Regions from separate parts of the Homo sapiens genome. Here regions 2 and 3 are each linked to region 1. A link is an interaction called in ENCODE POLR2A ChIA-PET data of the cell type or tissue named here. Cell type or tissue: CD4-positive, alpha-beta T cell. All regions are shown on one strand. Links, peaks and the distances in the headings refer to the core of each region. The heading gives the core; the rest is flanking DNA.

What was found. Peaks named below come from ENCODE experiments on the same cell type or tissue, not always from the same donor. Only the 100,000 strongest peaks of a DNase experiment are listed, where the experiment ranks them.
Region 2: POLR2A ChIA-PET joins it to region 1 with 6 read pairs; 10 of 35 experiments call an interaction of 5 or more read pairs at or near these places.
Region 3: POLR2A ChIA-PET joins it to region 1 with 6 read pairs; 10 of 35 experiments call an interaction of 5 or more read pairs at or near these places.

What each region holds. Positions count from the first base shown.
Region 1 is chr16:67,544,042-67,549,809 of GRCh38, forward strand. It overlaps RIPOR1 (RHO family interacting cell polarization regulator 1), which reads left to right. Exons shown (of 22, transcript NM_024519.4): 15 at 258-390; 16 at 654-789; 17 at 915-1,076; 18 at 1,335-1,493; 19 at 1,623-1,819; 20 at 1,908-1,991; 21 at 2,100-2,190; 22 at 2,325-2,745. The coding sequence ends at 2,422. LOC124903703 (a long non-coding RNA gene) reads right to left here. Exons shown (of 2, transcript XR_007065094.1): 2 at 5,178-5,306. Among named protein-coding and RNA genes, the nearest start is that of CTCF-DT, 15 kb to the right of the region's middle. RefSeq lists an enhancer at 2,956-3,015 and a silencer at 2,965-3,259. In CD4-positive, alpha-beta T cell, for the core only: CTCF peaks have their summits at 3,080 (motif pointing right) and 3,291; DNase peaks (open chromatin) are centred at 3,140, 3,910 and 4,294; H3K4me3 peaks cover 1,198 bases; H3K27ac peaks cover 2,162 bases.
Region 2 is chr16:67,621,055-67,625,162 of GRCh38, forward strand. CTCF (CCCTC-binding factor) reads left to right here. Exons shown (of 12, transcript NM_006565.4): 7 at 388-537. Among named protein-coding and RNA genes, the nearest start is that of CARMIL2, 22 kb to the right of the region's middle. In CD4-positive, alpha-beta T cell, for the core only: no CTCF peak of the experiment used is centred there; no DNase peak of the experiment used is centred there; H3K27ac peaks cover 412 bases.
Region 3 is chr16:67,627,426-67,633,193 of GRCh38, forward strand. CTCF (CCCTC-binding factor) reads left to right here. Exons shown (of 12, transcript NM_006565.4): 9 at 945-1,127; 10 at 1,973-2,108. Among named protein-coding and RNA genes, the nearest start is that of CARMIL2, 15 kb to the right of the region's middle. In CD4-positive, alpha-beta T cell, for the core only: no CTCF peak of the experiment used is centred there; no DNase peak of the experiment used is centred there; H3K27ac peaks cover 873 bases.

The DNA.
Region 1 (5,768 bases), core at 726-4,725:
CCTACTCCTACCCATGCCATCCCCAGTGGTCCCAGCTGGAGGTAGCATGGCGCAGACTGACTCCAGAGATCCCTACTACCACCTGCTGGTCCCAGCCCCTTCCTCCTTCTGGAAATCCTCCATGAACTTACCCCACTGTCTGCTGTCGGTGCATCATCTTCTTCCTTTCTGGCATGGGGGAAGCTTAATAAAAATAAACGCTGGTGACCAGGTGGTGATGTGTGCCTGTGGGGTGGTGGACCCCATTTTTCCCTCAGGCCTCCAAGCAGCCCGGAGGCTGGGGCTGAGGACAGCATAGACTCACCCAGTGCCCGCCCCCTCAGCACGGGGTGTCCAGCTCTGGATGCTGCCTTGGTCCGGCACCTGTACCACTGCAGTCGCCTCCTGCTGGTGAGGCTGATGGTGTTCCCCCACCCTTCCTTTGTAACCCCTAACCCCAGGGAGTCCTGCCCTTCCATCCTGGTCCTCTATACCTCCTCTGAGTGCCACACCCCAGTGCCCCAGGGCCCTTGGCATCTGGCCCTTGCTGAATGGAGTATCTCCCAACTCTGCAACCCCAACCTCCCCCAGTGCATGCTGGGACTTGTCCCTGAGCACGATCCTCCCGAGCCCTACCCTGAGGCCTGAGCTACTTGGCCACCCATGTTCTCCAGAAACTGGGCACATTTGGGCCCCTGCGCTGCCAGGAGGCATGGGCCCTGGAGCGGCTGCTGCGGGAAGCCCGAGTACTGGAGGCAGTATGCGAGTTCAGCAGGCGGTGGGAGATCCCGGCCAGCTCTGCCCAGGAAGGTAAAGGCCCTGGGGGTTCGGGCTCTGCCATCTGCCTTGAAGCTCCTACCTCAGCCTACTGCCATCTGCATGCTCTCTACTCACCTGCCTGCCTGTTGCTGACGGTTTCCCTCACCCCCTCACAGTGGTGCAGTTCTCGGCCTCTCGGCCTGGCTTCCTGACCTTCTGGGACCAGTGCACAGAGAGACTCAGCTGCTTCCTCTGCCCGGTGGAGCGGGTGCTTCTCACCTTCTGCAACCAGTATGGTGCCCGCCTCTCCCTGCGCCAGCCAGGCTTGGCTGAGGCTGGTGAGTGGGCTGCTTCCTCCTTCCACCCTTGCTCAGATTCCCAGTGACAGGAAGCTCGGGGAAGCCAGGTCAGCCCACACAGATAAACGAACTGGGCACCGAGGAGACCAGCAAAGACTTGGGCCTTAGAGCAGAAGGACCCAGATGGGTGGGGTTTGAACAGGGGGCCCCTGGACCTGAGCCTGGGATAGGAGCATCTCTCCCCTCTAAAAGCTGTGTTCACCCAAACTCTGAGGCCCATGCTACTGCCTCCTGCAGTGTGTGTGAAGTTCCTGGAGGATGCCCTGGGGCAGAAGCTGCCCAGAAGGCCCCAGCCAGGGCCTGGAGAGCAGCTCACAGTCTTCCAGTTCTGGAGTTTTGTGGAAACCTTGGACAGCCCCACCATGGAGGCCTACGTGACTGAGACCGCTGAGGAGGGTGAGGCGGTGGCCCTGATCACATAGTGGCCTCTTGGGGTCTGAGGACATGAGGACAAGCCCTCCCCAACCTCGGGGGCTCCTCACCCTGCCACCTTGCCCACCCACCCACCATATCCCCTTTTTTCAGTGCTACTGGTGCGGAATCTGAACTCGGATGATCAGGCTGTTGTGCTGAAGGCCCTGAGATTGGCGCCCGAGGGGCGTCTGCGAAGGGACGGGCTGCGGGCCCTCAGCTCCCTGCTCGTCCATGGCAACAACAAGGTCATGGCTGCTGTCAGCACCCAGCTCCGGAGCCTGTCACTGGGCCCTACCTTCCGGGAGAGGGTGAGTTGGACAGGGCTCCCTTGAGGGCGAGGGCTGGGGTCCTGGACTCCCACTGTCTGGCTAAGTCTGTCCTCCCACCCTTCCACAGGCCCTCCTGTGCTTCCTGGACCAGCTGGAGGATGAGGACGTGCAGACTCGAGTGGCTGGCTGCCTGGCCCTAGGCTGCATCAAGGTGACCCCTGCCAACCCTCCCACCCCTCTGTCCGCTTCCGGCACCCCCACCCCTGAAACCCTCCCATCTGCTCCCCTGAGCCCACCTCAATGCTCCCTCCCCTGACAGGCTCCCGAGGGCATTGAGCCCCTGGTGTACCTCTGCCAAACTGACACAGAAGCTGTGAGGGAAGCTGCCCGGCAAAGCCTACAGCAGTGTGGTGAGGCTGGGGGATGGAAGAGATGGGTGGAGTTCTGGGACATCTTGGCTGATGGGAGTAGGAGAGATGGCGCCAGGGGTGGGAGAGTGGGATGGGGCTAGGGCCACCCTTGACCTCATCCTCACTCATTACAGGAGAAGAGGGACAGTCTGCCCATCGACGGCTGGAGGAGTCCCTGGACGCCCTGCCCCGCATCTTTGGGCCTGGCAGCATGGCCAGCACAGCATTCTAAACTATTCACCCATGGGTTCCTGGTGCCCCTTTCCCCCCACTTTCAGGGCTCACCAGGCACTGGCAGGGAGGGTAAGGGCTGGCTCCAGATACCCCTCCCCCACAGATTCCTAGCAATGAAAATCTAATATATTCTTCTGTTGCCCCTGGGGTTGGAGAGTCAGTGCCTGCAGTCAAGTGCCTCCCAGCCTCGGCTCAGCACATCCCTTGCCACAAATCAGTGTCTGGGGCTTGGCCACCCTGCCGCTGCCCAGCCACATCCCTTGGTTTTGTATTTTATTTACAGAGTTTTACAGAAAATAAAAAAGCAAAATGTCTTTCCTACATGGCCTGGTACACTCCTGACCCTCTGCTCCAACACCCTCTGGCTGTGGCCCTGCCTGACACTGGTGTGTTCACACTGCAGCTGTGACAGTGCCATGTGCACTTGCCCTGGAAATTCAGGTGGAAGAAAGCCCAGAGGCTGGAACTGGGCTTGGAGAAGAGAGCAGGGGAAAAGGGTGGTTCAGCCTGCAGGTGGGGCCTACCCTGGGCCTGGGAACTACGGCCCAAGGTGGAGCTAAACTGGAGTTGGCCCAGAAAACACCAAAGGGTGCCAATCCCAGGCTGTGGCCTGGGAGCAAAGGGGAAGGGAAAGGAAAAACAGGAAGGGAAAGGAGGCACGGGGTGGCTGGAGCTTCTGCCCACCAGGGGGCAGCAGATCCGCGTCAGCAGATGCCAGGTTTGGGTCTTCTGCAGCCTGGGCAGCTTTCTGCAGAGGGGGCTGAAGGAGCTCCTTGAAGCTGGATGGCAGGGGAGAGGAGCTCCTTGCGGAGGGGAAGAGCTGGGACCTGGGAGGCAGGAGACCTGGATGGCTAACCTGTGACCCAAGACAGCAAGTCCCTTCCCTCTCCAGCTGTCTCCCCCTCTATAATAACAAACGTGCCTGAACTCTGTGATCCCCAACAGCCGGCCAACCTGTGCTGCTTCAGGAAGCAGAGATCCCAGGAGAGGGCTTGCCTTTGCCCCGCCTCGCCTTGCCCCAGAGCTGCCTGGCCAGTGAATGTGTTAACCCCAGAAGGCTGAGTCCTGCGTGAGGAACTGGAGTGTGGGGTGGGACTTCAGGATGGCAGGCCTGTTCTAAGGAGGGGCTGAGGGAGGCCCACACCCGTGGCTAGAGAAACAGGCTCTCCACCCTTCCCCTCTCCCTCAGCACTTCCAGTATCCAGGGGCAAGGAGGTGGTGCATACGCAGCACTTCCCTGACTCATTGAGGCCACTCTGATGTCCCAGTACCTGTGGCAGCAGCTTGGCCTGTGCAGGACGTGTCACGTTGGGGAGCCTGCCCTCAGGAAGAGCCAGTGAAGTGCCAACAGTCCTCTGGAGGGTGACCCAGATCCCCAGGGAGCCCTGCCCCCCAGTGTTTTAGAGCTAGGTATGAAGAGGTTTGGCTGGGGCTTTAACCACCTGCTGGGGAAGCCAAGCTGAGCAGAAAAAACGGCAACAGGAAGAAGCACAGGAAGCACCTGTGTGGATGCAAGTGGCTCATTCCAGACGCTGGGGCGAGGGTGGGCAGGGGCAGGCAGGCAGCCCTCTGCACACTGGCGCGGCTCTTTGCTCTCTGGGTAACGAAGGGTGGCACGGGATGGTGCAGCTCAGTATTTGGGGTGGTGAGCTGGAGCAGCATGGGGCAGAGGAGGCAAACAAATGATGGAGACCAGGCCAGCACCCAAGGCTGGCCACAGCTGGGGCCTGCCCCAGGGGTCCCTGGAGGAGGCCGGCAATCCCAGAACCGCCCCTAGCAGCCCTCAGTCCTGAGGCCCCCACAAGAGGCCCATTGGTAGAGCAGGGCTATCCACCTGCATCAAAAGCATAGCCTGTCATGGTGGGGGAAGAGGAAGTGAACACTGGTTGACCAGGTCCTGGGAAAGTGCAGATGGGGGTGACTGAGCCTGCATGAGCTCACAGCTCAGTACACAGGAGAGAGCAGGGCTTGGGCAAGAAATGGAGGATGGAAAAATGTCATCATCCCAGCCAAGGGGTCCACTGGCGTTGTCACTAAGAATCCCTGCTCTCCAATGCTGGGAAGGGACAGACCCTAGACTCTGTGCTCTGCAGAGTCCTGAGGCCAGAGCCTAGTATTCAGCTCTAGCCAGGGGTGGGTGTGAGGATCGGAAGGGGACAGGAGCTGGAATGAGGGCACTGTGAGCACAGCCAGGTGAAGCACATGATGCCTATCTGGCTCAGAGCAGCATGAATCAACCCCAGGACAGCCAGTCAGCCTCTCTCCATCAGTGGCTTGAAGGCAGGCTGGATGGCCTCCTACACCCAGGCCCATGCCCAGGTTCCTGAGATGGTGGAGGGGCAGAGAGAACCCTTGTCCTCCCACCTCTGTATCTCTCCTGACCCCCTCTGCCTCACAGGGGCCTCCCACAGGGCAAACCTGCCCATAGCATTCTCCCACCCCCTACCCTGCTGTCATGTGGGTCAGGGAGGCAGGTGTTCCTGCTGTTTGGGACTGAGGACAGTTGGGAGCCCCTTGCCTCAGGTGATGGGCAGTTGACGATACCATCATGAGTCAAAGGTATCAGGGCAGGGAAAGCGTCTGCCCAGCCTCTGAGGGGACAGATGGAAGTGGGCCTCCAAGGCCTGTGACACACTGAGAAGTGCCCTATCAGTTAAGTCCATTGAGGCCACAGTCGCCTTGGCCATCATCTCTGAGACTCTGCCCAGAGGAAACTGCTCCACGCACACTGCAAAGCAGGGGCCAGGCTGAAGTAGTCCATGATACAGTTTATTGTGCTGGCAATCGATGGAGTGTTCCCTCTACTCTCCTCCTTTCCTCTTGCCCTCTCCCAACCTTACCTTTCCTCCTGTCTCCCACTCTTCTTCCTCATGTATTCCAAGCTGCAGAGGACCAAAAAAAGAAGAAAGAAAAAAGGCACGTTTGTGAAGGCAAAGAAAAAGATGGGTTGGCATGTGGGAAGAGGATTGCTGCTTTGTCTCGCCCACAGAGCGGGGGTGCCTTCCTTGTATGTTTCTGTGCCTGGTATGTGGGTACAATTTGCTGAACCCCAGACATATGACATGACCCTCCTTTCCCTCCATACCCCCCTCCCCACCCCAGACAATCCTGGAGTGTCCCTTTCAGGCCATCCATCTCCCATGGACAGAAGGCTCTTGGCTTGGCTGCAAGGCCTGGCTTTTCTGGGCCTGGGTGATACAGGAGGGTAAGCTTGGGAAGGACTCCAGTGCCTCATATAAACTGCTAATGAAGCACAATCTATCATTTAGAAAATAGGACTGACATTGGCCTGCGAGAAAGGGGTCTCTTGTTTCAGAAGGTTGACGGCAATTGGGTGATGGCCA
Region 2 (4,108 bases), core at 109-4,108, 76 kb after region 1:
AGGGAGAAATTAAGTTAAAATGGACAGATTTTAATTTTAAAAGTCTGGGTAGATTTCCTAACCTACCTTATTCAGTTTTCCTGGATATTGTCTTTTCCTAAAAAGAAAAACTTGTGGGTTCTCCATTCAGTCTCCCCCAAAGGTAAGCATTGCTGTAATGTGGAGGATTCCAGAGTAGAGCTGGGCAGAGCAGAGGTGGCCAGCAGCAGTTTAGGACTTGGCCATATCTGAAGATAGACAAGATCCGGGAACTGGGACTGAGCCTCAGCCTTCCTAAGACCTGTAGATTCTCTGTGGTGTAGCATATCTGCCACCTGAGTTACCCTCCAGTTAAATTACAGTATTTATTCATTTCATTTATGTGTTCATTCTGTATTTTCTTTAAAGGGGAAAAGCCTTATGAATGTTATATTTGTCATGCTCGGTTTACCCAAAGTGGTACCATGAAGATGCACATTTTACAGAAGCACACAGAAAATGTGGCCAAATTTCACTGTCCCCACTGTGACACAGTCATAGCCCGAAAAAGTGATTTGGGTAAGTAGATTAACTAGTGAGAAGTGAAAAAAATATTTTGAAGGATTTATATTTCGAAATATGGGGATCAAAAATAACTTCACCTTCTGACTCTCATAACATTTTATGTATAGGAATGGCCTGTCACTTAGTTTAGTAAAAGCCATTGCTTAGCTGCTTTTTTTTTTTTTTTTTTTCTATTTCTTCCTTTTCTTACTGTAGTCAGGCCACAAGATTCTGTCCTGAGTAAAACTCATCTATAAATTAATGGGAGCTGTGATGGGAGGAGACAGAGTACACCTTTAATTAGTAGCCTTCCTTCCCCAAATAGGAAAGTAACATAGTGTGATTCAAACTCAGGTCATTCTATTGTATTTTTTTGAGAACGTCTGTACTTTCTCTAGGTAATGGGACTGTTTTATTGGTTTAGTGGTAACTGTATTTCTGTGCATAGTTAAACTAGAGTTTACATGCAGCCGGAGTTTATTAATAATATTTAGTGTAGGCCGGGCGCGGCAGCTCACACCTGTAATCCCAGCACTTTGGGAGGCCAACGCGGGTGGATCACGAGGTCAGGCGATCGAGACCATTCTGGCTAACATGGTGAAACCCTGTCTCTACTAAAAATACAAAAAATTAACTGGGCATGGTGGTGGGCGCCTGTAGTCCCAGCTACTCGGGAGGCTGAGGCAGGAGAATGGCGTGAACCTGGGAGGTGGAGCTTGCAGTGAGCAGAGATCACGCCACCGCACTCCAGCCTGGGTGACAGAGCGCGACTCTGTCTCAAAAAAAAAAAAGGTAACGAGTAAAAAGTGAGAGCCATCCTCTCCCTTACCTCATATCTACTCCCAATAATTAGCTCTCTTTAAGTTTAGTGGGATATCACCTCAGTTGATACAACTTGTAGTACCGTAAATACATAAATTCATGATCCCAAATGTAGCTGGGCCCTCACTGCTCCTAGCTGTTCCAGCTGTTTGTTCTTGTCAGGTGTGCTCCAGTTCTTTATGAGTGAGCGAATTCATTCCACAGTGTTTGGTGCTTATATAGAGTTGGGCAACCTACTCTTACTTTTTTTTTTTTTTTTTTTGAGATGGAGTTTTCCTCTCGTCACCCAGGCTGGAGTATGATGGCATGAACTCAGCTCACTGCCACCTGTGCCTCCCAGGTTCAAGTGATTCTCCTGCCTCAGCCTCCTGAGTAGCTGAGATTATAGGCGCATACCACCATGCCCGGCTAAATTTTTTTTTTTTTTTTTTTTTGTATTTTTTAGTAGAGATGGGGTTTCACCATGTTGGCCAGGCTGGTCTTGAACTCCTGACCTCAGGTGATCTGCCTACCTCGGCCTCCCAAAGTGCTGGGATTACAGACATGAGCCACCGCGCCCAGCCCTCACTTGCTTTTTTTTGTGACAAAGTTTTGCACTTGTCACCCAGGCCAGAGTGCAGTGGCCTGATCTCTGTTCACTGCAACCTCCGCCTCCTGGGTTCAAGCTCTTCTCCTGCCTCAGCCTCCCAAGTGGCTGGGACTACAGGTGCCCGCCCATGGCTAATTTTTGTATTTTTAGTAGAGACAGGGTTTCACCATGTTGGCCAGGCTGCTCTCGAACTCCTGACCTCAAGTGATCTGCCCTCATTGGCCTCCCAAAGTGTTGGGATTACAGGCGAGAGCTGCTACACCAGATCCCCTACTCCTATTTTCTTATAACCTCTAATTTTCCTTCTTTTTTCTCTCCCCTCTTGGTCTCAGTAAATGACTTCTCTTCCTACTTAAAAAATAAAGACAAAGGGCCAGGCGCAGTGGCTCACGCCTGTAATCCCAGCACTTTGGGAGGCCAAGGTGGGTGGATCATTTGAGCTTAGGAGTTCCGGAGCAGCCTGGGCAACATGGCAAAACTCCATCTCTACCAAAAATACAAAACGGTTGTGGTGAGGTGCACCCTTGGTTCCAGCTACTCAGGAGGCTGTGGTGGGAGGATCACTTGAGCTTAAGAGGTAGAGGTTGCAACGAGCCGAGATCGTGCCACTGCACTCCAGCTTGGGTGACAGAGAGACCCCATCTCAAAAAAAAAAAAGAATCTTAGCCAGACACAGTGGCTCACACCTGTAGTTTCAGCTATTCAGGAGGATGGGCCAGGAGTTCTAGACCAACCTGTGTGATATAGCAAGACCCCGTCTCTTAAAATAAATAAAAATATAGCCGGGCACGGTGGCTCACGCCTCTAATCCCAGCACTTTGGGAGGCTGAGATGGGCGGATCACAAGGTCAGGAGATGAAGACCATCCTGGCTAACACAGTGAAACCCCATCTCTACTAAAAATACAAAAATTAGCCGGGTGTGGTGGCACATGCCTGTAGTCCCAGGTACTTGGGAGGCTGAGGCAGGAGAATTGCTTCAATCCGGGAGGGGGAGGTTGCAGTGAGCGGAGATCGCGCCACGGCACTCCAGCCTGGGCAAGAGAGTGAGACACTGTCTCAAAAAAAAAAAAAAAAATTATATATGTGTGTGTGTGTGTGTGTGTGTGTGTGTGTGTGTGTGTGTGTGTATGTGTGTGTATATATATGTGTGTGTGTGTATATATGTGTGTATATATATATGTATTCATATATATATGTATTTTTATATATATGTATGTCTTCACCCTCTAGGTTTAACTCTTCTCTCCTTCCCAGCCAGCCTTTATGAAGAGTTAACATCCCTCACAGTCTTCTCCCCCTCATCTTTCCCTCTTGTCTGGCTTATTCCCCATCACTCTGGTATAATGACTGTTGCTTAAGGTCATGAATGACCCCACTCTCTGAATGTAGTGAAGACTCCTTTCCACTCTTCTTCCTAAGAGATGACTTGATCTGTTAGCAGTGTTCTTCATCGTTGACAGTACCCTCTTCCTTTGAAACACTTTCTTCCCTTGGCCTCTGTGACACTAAATCCTGTTGGTTTTCTTCTTCCTCTTACTTCTTTAAACTTTCTCTTATTTTAACCTTTTTTTCTCTCACTGGCCTTAACTCCAAGGTTTTTGTTTTTGTTTTTGTTTTTTACTGGAGACTGTCTTGCTCTGTTGCCCAGGCTGGAGTTCGGTGGCTCAGTCTTGGCTCACTGCAGCATCGACCAGGCTCAAGGAATCCTCCCACCTCAGCCTCCCTGGTAGCTAGGACCACAGGCACATGCCACGATGACCAGCTAATTTTTTTTTTTAGCTTTTGGTAGAGACAGGGTTTCACTATGTTGCCCAGGCTGGTCTCGTACTCCTGGACTCAAGCAATCCACCCACCTCAGCCTCCCAATATGCTAGGATTACAGGTGTGAGCCACCACACCTGGCCCAACTCTGAGACTTCTTTGTGTGTATGTGTGCTTGTGTGCTTTGTGTGAGAGACGGAGTTTCACTCTGTCACCCAGGCTGGAGTAGAGTGGCGCGATCTCGGCTCACTGCAACCACCACTTCCCTGGTTTAAATGATTCTCCTTCCTCATTTTCCCGAGTAGCTGGGACCACAGGTGTACGCCACCATGCCTAGCTAATTTTTGTATTTTTCAGTAGAGACGGGTTTCACTATATGTTGGCCAGGCCAGGTCTCAAACTCCTGACCTCA
Region 3 (5,768 bases), core at 1-4,000, 83 kb after region 1:
GGTTGCATTGAGCCGCGATTGCGCCACTGCGCTCCAGCCTGGGTGGCAGAGCGAGACTCTGTCTCCAAAAGAAAAAGAAAAAATTAGCTGGGGCCAGGCACGGTGACTCACACCTGTAATCCCAGCACTTTGGGAAGCCAAGGCAGGCAGATCATTTGAGGTTGGGAGTTCAAGACCAGCCTGGCCAACCTGGTGAAATCCCATCTCTACTAAAAAAAAAAAACAAAAAAACACGAAGGTCGGCCGGGCGCGGTGGCTCACGCCTGTAATCCCAGCACTTTGGGAGGCCGAGGCAGGTGGATCACAAGGTCAGGAGATCAAGACCATCCTAGCTAACACAGTGAAACCCCGTCTGTACAAAAAATCAGCTGGGCGTGGTGGTGGGTGCCTGTAGTCCCAGCTACTCCGGAGGCTGAGGCAGGTGAATGGCATGAACCCAGTGAGCCGAGATTGCGCCACTGCACTCCAGCCTGGGCGACAGAGTGAGACTCCATCTCAAAAAAAAAAAAAAAAAAAAAAGTCAGCTGGGTGTGGTGGCAGGCACCTGTAATCGCAGCTACTCAAGAGGCTGAGGCAGGAGAATTGCTTGAATCCGGGAGGTGGAGGTTGCAGCGAGCCAAGATCGCGCCACTGCACTCCATCCTGGGCGATAGAGCGAGACTCCGTCTCAAAAAAAAAACAAAAAAAATTAGCCAGGCATGGTGGCTCATACCTATGGTCCCATTTTGAAGCTGCAGTAAGCCATGATCACACCACTGCTCTCCAGACTTTGCAACAGAGCAAGACCCTGTCTCTAAATATATAGCTTTATCATCTCAACAAGCCGTGTGGAGTCTAGACCTAGCTTGGGTGAGAAATACCTGTTGGCCACATGCATGCAGGTGGCAGCTGGGGCAGTAGCCCCATGAGCAGGCTCTGAGGCCTTTCCCCCTATGCCGTTTCAGGAGAGGCACATGATCATGCACAAGCGCACCCACACCGGGGAGAAGCCTTACGCCTGCAGCCACTGCGATAAGACCTTCCGCCAGAAGCAGCTTCTCGACATGCACTTCAAGCGCTATCACGACCCCAACTTCGTCCCTGCGGCTTTTGTCTGTTCTAAGTGTGGGAAAACATTTACACGTCGGGTAAGGGTCAGAACTTCACTTTGCCTGTTATGATACTGAATATTGGATTTTTGGTCTTCCTCTGCAGAGCATGGTAGTTTTTTTCACTGAGGTTATAAACAGAGATGCTCCATTGTTTGGAAAGGGTTAGTCATCCCCATCTTGATGTTTCTATCCATGTGTGAACCCTTCCACTGATGGGGAACACAGTATCTTTGAATAGATTGATTGCATAAAGAAATTTCCTGGCCAGGCGCGGTGGCTCGCGCCTGTAATCCCAGCACTTTGGGAGGCCAAGGTGGGTGGATCACGAGGTCAGGAGATCGAGACCATCCTGGCTAACATGGTGAAACACCGTCTCTACTAAAAATACAAAAAATTAGCTGGGTGCGGTGGCGGGCCCCTGTACTCCCAGGAGGCTGAGGCAGGAGGATGGCGTGTACCCGGGAGGCAGAGCTTGCAGTGATCCGAGATGGCACCACTGCACTCCAGCCTGGGCGAAAGAGCAAGACTCCGTCTCAAAAAAAAAAAAAAAATTTCCTTAGGTGGATTGAAACCTGCACCCCACCCTACCCCACCCTTAGCTAGCTGTAGCCTGTTCTGGGTCTTCTCTTGGGGGCTCTGTTAGATCTTGACAGAACTAAGAGCTGGTCTGATCCTCCCCCGTCTCTGTCTGCAGGCTGCTGAGCCTCCCCTTAGAGAACCCAGCCTTATCCATTTCCCCTGAGCAGAGACAGCGTGTTCAGGACACACTTAGCAGATACTAGAATTTTTAGGCTTAATATGGATTTTATTAAAGTAAATAACTTCCAATCTGATCTTAGCTTTTTTAGTGGTGTGAAAGAGGATTTTGTTCTTTTTGTTAGAATACCATGGCAAGACATGCTGATAATTGTGCTGGCCCAGATGGCGTAGAGGGGGAAAATGGAGGAGAAACGAAGAAGAGTAAACGTGGAAGAAAAAGAAAGATGCGCTCTAAGAAAGAAGATTCCTCTGACAGTGGTAAGTGACTTGTTCCTTGATTTGCTTACTATGGCAGGCTTTGGAGCCCAGTTTCCAGTGTGTTTATGTATGGATATGCTGGGATATAGAGGCGGGCACACACTCTTCCTTTCTTTAAACTTCTCATCTCCTAACGTCTATTTACAACAGCAGTTAGTGTTTTTCTGGGGCATATTTTCTTTTTTCTTCGTGGCATTCCGCTCATTAATGCCCTTTTTTTTTTTTTTTTTTTTTTTTTTTTTTTTTTTTTTTTTTTTTTGAGACGGAGTCTCGCTCTGTCGCCCAGGCTGGAGTGCACTGGCGCGATCTCGGCTCACTGCAAGCTCAGCCTCCCGGGTTCACGCCATTCTCCTGCCTCAGCCTCCCGAGTAGCTGTGACTACAGGCGCCCACCACCAGGCCTGGCTAATTTTTTTGTATTTTTTAGTAGAGACGGGGTTTCACCGTGTTAGCCAGAATGGTCTCGATCTCCTCACCTCATGATCCGCCCTCCTCAGCCTCCCAAAGTGCTGGGATTACAGGTGTGAGCCACTGCGCCCGGCCATTATTAATGCCTTATACGTAATCTTGAGTTAAAGCAAAATTAATATTTTTATTCAGTTTATTCAAATTTGTGATATTCTAAGGCCAGCAGAGTTTCTTTTCCTATGTTCTTAACTTTTACATTTAGGAAGCTGGTCTAGATAAGAGCAGTGAATCTAATGGACATGAAGAAGGTTGTTTAAGCATCTTCACTTATGGTTTGACTGCCTGTGTCAGCCTAACCTTGAGAGGTGCTGATCAAGTCAGTGAAGGTCAGCCTTTCTCTTCCTACCTTAATCTCTCCATTTAAAGTTTAAAATCTTGCCTATTTTCCTACCACAGGTACTCTTTGGAGTGTTTTTTGCCTCTCTAGTCATGAAACCCAGGCAGGAGGTTGTGCTTAGAAGTGCCAAGCCTCGGTCGGGCACAGTGGCTCATGCCTGTAATCCCAGCACTTTGGGAGACAAAGATGGGCAGATCACTTGAGGTCAGGAGTTCGAGACCAGCCTGGGGAACATGGCAAAACCTTGTCTCTACAAAAAATTTAAAAATTAGCCAGGTGTGGTGGTACATGCCGATAGTCCCAGCTACTCGAGAGGCTGAGGTGGGAGAATCACCTGAGCCCGGGAAATTGAGGCTGCAGTGAGCTGTGATCACGCCACTGCCTTCCAGTCTGGTGGTCGAAGTGAGACCTTGTCTCCAAAAAAAACAAAAAGTGCCAAGCCTCACAAAGAGGGTGGAGGAACAAGAGTCTTGGTAACTTGGAGGCCACATTTAATTACACAAACATGTTCAGAGTGTTAGATTCTGTAGTGTGGATATCTAGGTTGCTGGCATCCAGGTGGGAAGGCACCTCTGTAACTAAAGACTTAAGGTATGGATGGAAAAGGTGGTAGAGAGTTTGGTTTTAGGAAATGGACTTCCCAGAAGCACCATTAAACTGGAGAGATTATAGATGATGCCTGATAGTCTAGGGATTCTTCATATTGTGTTTTGCACTGGTTGTCAGTAGAAATAGTGGGGAGGGGTTGAGATTTTTGAAGAAGGAACATATTGGAGAACTTTAGTGACTTTATTGGGCTTTTTTTGTTCTTTGTTTGTTTTTTTTTTGTTTTTTGTTTTTTTTTTGAGACAGTGTCTCCCTCTTGTTGCCCAGGCTGGAGTGCAGTAGTGCGATCTCTGCTCACTGCAACCTCCACCTTCTGGGTTCAAGCGATTTTCCTGCTCAGCTTCCCAGGTAGCTGGGATTACAGGCATGCCCCACCACACCCTATTAGTTTTTGTATTTTTAGTAGAGATAGGGTTTCACCATGTTGGCCAGGCTGGTCCAGAACCCCTGACCTCAGGTGATCCATCCGCCTCGGCCTCCCAAAGTGCTGGGATTACAGATGTGAGCCACTGTGCCCGGCTGTTTTTTTGTTTTTAAATAGAGATGGGGTCCCACTGTGTGGCTCAGGCTGGTCTCGTAACTCCTGGGCTCAAGTGATCCTCCTGCCTCGACCTCCCAATGTGCTGGGATTATAGGCATGAGCCACTGCACCCAGCTACTTTATGGGTTTTATTGTAAAACTTTCTCATGAAAGCACTAAGCTGTTTATGTTTGGATCTGTAACAAGGTCCCCCCCACCCCCCCCCCCTTTTTTTTTTCCTTTTTTTAAATGGAGTATCCGTTTTAAGTAGCATCTTCTTCAGTCACTGGGTGTTAAGTGTATGCCTCCTTTAAGATGTCAATTTGCAGCTGGTCATGGTGGCTCACGCCTGTAATCCCAGCACTTCGGTAGGCCAAGGCAGGCAGATCACCTTAGCTCAGGAGTTCAAGACCAGCCTGGGGAACATGGCAAAACCCTGTTATCTACAAAAAAATACAAAAATCAGCAGGGGGTTGTGGCCTGCGCCTGCGGTCCCAGCTACCTGGGAGGCTGAGGTGGGAGGATGGCTTGAGCCCAGTAGGTTGAGCTGCAGTGAACTGAGATAGTGTCACTGCACTCCAGCCTGGGTAACAGAGCGAGACCCTGTCTCCAAAAAAAAAAAAAAAGGGAAAAAAATTATTGCACTGAACTGTTGGGGGTTTTCAGAAATGTTAGGAGACTCCCAGATATTACCAGTGATCAGATAATCTTAACCTTGGGGATCCCTATAGTTGTTCTTAGTTGCAAAGCCGCCTGCTGCCAGACTCTGTCCTATGTCCTGCTTTCTCCTGATACTGCCTTGTTCACTTCTGTGGTTCATCTCCAGGAAGACCAGCTTCTTTCCCTAATTGTATGTAACCAGAAGCATCTTTAGTCAAAAGAGATTATTGATAGCTTCTGATAGATTTCTACAGTTCTGTGTTCTGTCTGCTGCTGGTTAGTAGAGCATGGAATTTGGTTCCAGGCCTTATACCTAGTGACTCTTTATCTCCCCCAGAAAAGGGACGTCAGCCTGGGCTCCATGCCACTGTTGGCCATGCAGTCTTACTTGTCCTGACCCAGAAGTTCTGCCTGTCGGCTGTCTACAGAGATTGACCAGCAGATGGTCTACTGCTGTTTTCAAGGCTTTTTGCTGAAATACCACCAAGCCAATAAGCCTTTGATCCTGTTAGCCTGCTTTTGTGTGCTTTTCCCCCAATTCTGACTGAACTTGTTTAGTTTTCTAGGCATTGGGCCAACTTAGGCAATAGAGGGCTTGAAGAAGTTCAGCAGGGAAGCATCTCTCGTTCTTGACACACTGCCACCTATCTATATATTCCCCACGTTTTCACTTAGGATTTCAGTCACTTGAGAAATAAGGCATTTTATCTGGAAGATCAGGAGTTTACCCACAGATCTCTAAATTTAAACATTTTGTTCCAGAGAAAGAGAGTGCATGTTAATAACCCGTGCTTTCTAGAGGAAGGCAGGCAGTGTACATTTTGTGCCGCAGCCATGGGGGAGGGATAACAAAAGCTCTTTGGCTGCCTGCAGATGTGGGCGCCAGAACAGCCCCAGACTGAGGGCAGAGGTTTGAATTCTACCTGCTGTGACTTAGCTGTGCATTGCAGTCACTTAGTTTCTCACTTTTTCTATAAAATGAGGGTAACACCCTCATTCAATGAAGTACTGAAGCCTAAGTGGAAAATGGTGAATTTTTAAATTGTGATGTTTGCTATAAGTAAAAGCTG